2 separate regions of the Mus musculus genome follow, and region 2 is linked to region 1. The links are chromatin loops, found by intact Hi-C in ENCODE. Cell type or tissue: heart. All regions are shown on one strand.

Region 1 (2,500 bases):
CCAGCTATGACATCAGATACTCACTGTGTTCATCCCCGTGATAAGATACTCTCTGGGTGAGGTGTTTCCCCAACATGAAAAAAAAAGACTCCACTTCTCCTGTACTAAGGCCTCCCAGAATGCACAAGAACTGCAATTCACATGCTTAAACCATGCCATCTGCCCAATTATTACAGCACGACTCACAACCGGCCACATCATCGTGGTGGCATATTGAAAAGCAGGGCTCAGGATCCCTCTGATACTGACTGTTGGTGGTGTGTCATGACTGGTGCAGCTGCTGAGAGCAAGGCAGATCGCACTGTCAGAGAGTTCCAGCCCACGGGAAGGTCACGCTTGCCATAAGTGACCTTAAGCGCAGTGAGCTTGCAGCTGGAGAAACACTGAGTTCTCAGGGCAGTGTCACCGAGGTCCTGGCCTGAATCACAGGGACCACAAATCTCGGAACAAATGGAGATGAGGCAGCTGCAGAATGCATTCAGATATTCTGGTAGCTCAAGTCTGCCCAGGGGCAAAGTGATCCCAGGCCTGGAGGAGCCCTTGCCACTGGGGTCTGACCCCAAGGCTAGCCTGTGTAGAAAGTGGGGACAAGAAGGCAGGGGTGGGTGGGTGGGTGGGGGCAAACAGAGGCAGAAGGGTAAGAGGGCAAGGACCAGGTGTGCAGGGGACTAGGGTTTGGGTGTTTCTCAGGGAAGTGTCCTGAAGGGTTTTGAGTTTGGTGTGTGTGTGTGTGTGTGTGTGTTCAGGGCTATAGGCTATAGCTGTGCCAAGAAGTAGGCAGCGATGCACCTGTTAAGTCGCTCCCACCCCTATTAAACCAAACACGCTGAGTATTTGGAAAGAGAAGAGAGGGCTGGGTCAAGGCCAGCTTTCTCCTTCTGTCCGTGCTTGAAGCTGGAGGTCGGTTCCACAGGACTCTTAGGGGTGGCTCTGGTTGGAGATCAGACTTAGAGATGCTGGGTGTATGGCTTGAACCAGGGAGTAGAGAAGTTCACCTAAATATTGTCTGTGCACAAGACGCAACAGGGACTCATTTAAAGGGCCGACTCTTGGAGAGAGTCTCCTCTCTCCACCGTAGAGATTCTGAGACGGGTGTCCCAAGCACTTACTCGTTGAGAGTCCCTCAACACTGGCGACTTCTTGGCCTTCTAACATCATTTCCCTGAGCTTGAAATCTGTGTCAGCCCTGTAGAGCTGCGAATGAATCACGCTCCCGGATGGGACCGCTGAGCGCCAAGTAGCCGCCAGGGGGCGCCAGAGGCCTCGGCTAGGAGCTCAGGCTTCTCCGCCCGCGGACGCCGCGCCCGAGACGAGCCAGAGCGCTGCGGGCTCACAAAGCGGCCGGACGCGCGGCGGCGGCAGGTGCGCAAGGGAACGAGCCGGGCATCAGCCTTCCCAGCCACCGCGGTACAGGAACCCCAGCAACTCGGGCGCCGGGACTCGGGCGGGCTCCCAAGGTACGTGTCCGCAGAACACTGAGCCCCAACTTGGCATATTTGGCGTAGTTGGGACCTTCCTGAGGCCATCTCCCGGGCTGGCAGGGTCAGGGCCTGGGGGCATTTCTGCGTGTCCCTGTTGCGCAGAAGCCGCGGGCCGGGAGCAGAGAGACCTTTGCCTTAGCTGGGAACGGGAAGCCCGGCTTGAGGGCACCCCAAAGCCCCCGTCTGCCAGAGCCTGGGATGATGCTCAGAGCGCCGTTATCCCTATCCCTACACCAGAGCTGTGGGGCCCGTCTGTGGGAGTGCGGCTGGCACATTGAGCATCCGGGTTTTGGGGGAGATGTACTGGAGCCCCACAACGGAGAGCCGGTGAGAGGGTCTTCAGTAGTTTGACGGCGGCCCCGAGTCGGTGACCTAGGCTCTGCGTTTGTAGCTGTTTCCATGCATAAGGGCTCTCCAGGTGCAACCTCCGTCCCAGGTGTGAGAGGGACCACCCTGTCCCCGCGGTGAGCCCAGGCGCTGCAGCTTGTGCGCGCCCCTAGGCGCCCAGACACCCGGTGGGAGTGAGGGGCTTGAGGTAGCCCTGTTGTCACCGGCTCACGCCCGTGTGCCCTGCCCCCAGATGCCAGCGATCGCGGTGCTCGCGGCGGCCGCCGCGGCGTGGTGCTTCCTCCAAGTGGACAGCCGGCACCTGGACGCGCTGGCCGGTGGCGCGGCCCTCAACAACGCCAATTTCCTAGACAATGACCAGTGGCTGAGCACTGTCTCCCAGTATGACCGTGACAAGTACTGGAACCGCTTCCGAGATGTGAGTTCGGCTGGGGGTGGAAAATGGGGGGGGGGGGCTCAGAGACCAGTGTAGGGGTTGGGGGTGGTAGGTTCAAACCTCTCATGGAGGTCCACAGTGCATCCGTCTAGCCTGAGAGGAACTTTAAAGAGAACTTGGAAGGCTGGGTGCTCTTGCGTGTTACCTGTATTCCAGGTATGTGCACTTGTAGGATCGATGCAGCTGTCCTCACAGAAACAGGGCACAAACCTTAAGCAGCTTGGGGAGAGGGGCT
Region 2 (2,500 bases), 430 kb after region 1:
AGTCTGGCCTGGAACTCTCAATCCTTATGCCTCCCTTAGCTCTCTCAGTAGGAGAAGGTTCAGGGTGTGATGCTTATCTTTTAACGAAAGGTTCAAGTTCAGGAGATAGAAAGAGTTTGAGGGAAGAGAATCTCACCTACATGATGTAGGTTCCCAGCGCTTCAGCTATCCTCACCCATGATCCAAATCTAGTGACAAGGGCTGGGTTTCCCAGAAGATGCGGCAATCATGAAAGGGAATAGGGGTTTCATTTTTTTTAGAGTGAAGATTTTATTCATCCAATACATCCAATAGATATTTATTGAATGCCCACTGTGTGCCAGGCAGGGCCTAGACTCTGATATAGAGTCAGATGTACAACATCCACTCAGTAAACTTCTATGCAGTGAAAGAACAGATAATCTACTGTTTAAACAGTGCACAGGCCCATCTGTCTGGTCACTCCCCTTTGTTTCCCAGGACTCTCAGAAGTCTACACAGACTACCAAGAGGCAGCTACGGATAGACTAAGACCTGCTGGATGTCCTGTAGACTCTGGGCCACGTGGGTCTGGCTTTATAATTCAGTATAGGAGTATAGTCCTGCTGGTGAGGGCTCCCCAGAGAACTAGGCATTAATGGGAAAGAGGAAATCAGAAGGAGTGGAAAGGGGAGGGAGGGGTTGGGGAAATGGCTCCAGAGGTTGTCCAGGCTAATGCCTGGAGGCCACCTGTGGCTGAACAAACATCCAACATTATTCTGAAGGTGGACCTTCCTCAGGGGAGTCAGTTAGCAGGCACCCCCACCCACCACCCTAGTCACAAAAGGCTTTAAACCGATTAGCTAAGACCTACCTATTTATGGAAGGTAATCTTTATGTAATAGATTAATTTAGATGTTAATCTAACCTAAACCCTTTGCAGAAGCATCTAGAATAACATTTGACCAATTAATCTGAGTGCTATGGCCTTAGCCATATGGACAAATAAAACTAAACAAAGTCTTACCTCCCTCATTTGAGTTAAGTTTCCTTGGCCATTGAGTTCCCTGCAGGGAACCGCATCCCCAGCTCCCTTCCCTAGCGAATGCCTTCTCCAGTCAGGAGGGCACCAGGGAAGGGAAAGAAGTGCTACAGGCTTGGAGTAAGACATGCGATGGAAGCCTTGGCTCTGTCACCAGCCAATGCTAACCTCTCTGAAATGCAGTTTCTTCCTCAGTAGAACAGATCGGGCAATGTCTCTCAGCGCCCTCTAGTGTAGGCCACTCCTGTTTGAGGGTTCCTATTTGAGAGGTTCATCTCTGTTCCTCTTTGTCTTTAAGGACAGATTCTGTTGTTTTCTTTACCACTCTGTAAATTTAACAGTCCTTAGGGTAGAACAGATGGCTATGGGATATCTGTTGATTAAATATCGAATGAATTAATTCAGAGGGAGGGAGAGATGTAAGCAGAGGTGGCCGTGTGTCGCAGGTGGTTTAAGCGTAGAAGCACAGGGTTCTTATGCCCCATGGTTGTCAAGCTTTCTGTGACCTTTGCAGACATTAATCTCACTTGGGATGTCTCCAGTAGTGTGTGTGTAGAACACTATTCTCAACAAATTTTTTATAATAATATGATACCTTTGCACATAAACTGTGCAATATGTCTAATTATGAGAATTAGGATGCTCTGTGACAGATCTTTAAAGCTTAGTTATCTTGCTCGAATATAAAGGTTTATTTATTTATTATTGTATAAGTGTGCACCTGCTTGAGTTTATGTGCACCAAACGCACCCCCGCATATGCAGGATCCCACGGAGATCAGGAGAGGGCACCTGATCCTCTGGAACTGGATTGGATGGTTGTGAGCTTCCGTGGTGGGGACTGGGAACTAAACCTGGGTTTTCTGGAAGAGCAGCCAGTGCTCTTCACCACTGAGCCATCTCTCTAGCCCCCTGCCCTACTATAATTTAATGTTACCGCTTTCTCTCCTTCCCTCAGCACCTGGAAAGCCACTGCTATGTCCTATGATCATTTAAATATTTTTGGATAACTTCCTAAAAGTGGGATCATATCCCAGTTCTATTTCTAGCTTACGGTTTATGTCACACAGCGCCATGTCACTGAGGTTTGCCCGTGTTGTGGCTACATGGCAGAAGGTCCCCGCTTTTAAAAGTTGAATAGTATCCTGCTGTGCAGAGACCACATATTTTGTATCCATCCTTCAGTGGACACCGTAGGCTGCTACCTGGTGGAGATTGGACAGCATCGATCATGAGAAGGCTGTCATGGTTTGGATTCTGATTTCAGTTCTTGGGATAATTGCCCACCAGGGGAATTGCTGAGGCCAGTGGGAGTTGCCCCTAGTCTTATCTCAAGGCCCAGTAGAGGAGTGTGACCGATCATGAACTCAGTGGCTAGCCAGTTAGTTGCCTTGTGTGCTGCCTGCTTCCTGGCTCTCCTATTTGTCATGTGTATTTAATGTCTCCGTGGCTTGGGACTGTGCTCCGCAACCGGAAAAGACTTCTCACCATTAAGTGTCCA

The links. A loop is a pair of places that touch in the nucleus more often than their neighbours do. Peaks named below come from ENCODE experiments on the same cell type or tissue, not always from the same donor. Only the 100,000 strongest peaks of a DNase experiment are listed, where the experiment ranks them.
Region 2: it touches region 1 in a loop (22-fold over the local background); 11 of 42 quality-filtered maps call a loop at or near these places.

Annotation. Positions count from the first base shown.
Region 1 is chr13:57,907,149-57,909,648 of GRCm38, reverse strand. Spock1 (sparc/osteonectin, cwcv and kazal-like domains proteoglycan 1) reads left to right here and starts at 1,317. Exons shown (of 12, transcript NM_009262.3): 1 at 1,317-1,457; 2 at 2,062-2,247. The coding sequence starts at 2,062. In heart, a CTCF peak has its summit at 1,237 (motif pointing right); no DNase peak of the experiment used is centred here; H3K4me3 peaks cover 1,245 bases; H3K27me3 peaks cover 2,500 bases.
Region 2 is chr13:57,475,611-57,478,110 of GRCm38, reverse strand. The region is part of intron 7 of Spock1 (sparc/osteonectin, cwcv and kazal-like domains proteoglycan 1); the gene reads left to right. Among named protein-coding and RNA genes, the nearest start is that of Gm33240, 32 kb to the right of the region's middle. In heart, a CTCF peak has its summit at 1,234 (motif pointing left); no DNase peak of the experiment used is centred here; H3K27me3 peaks cover 199 bases.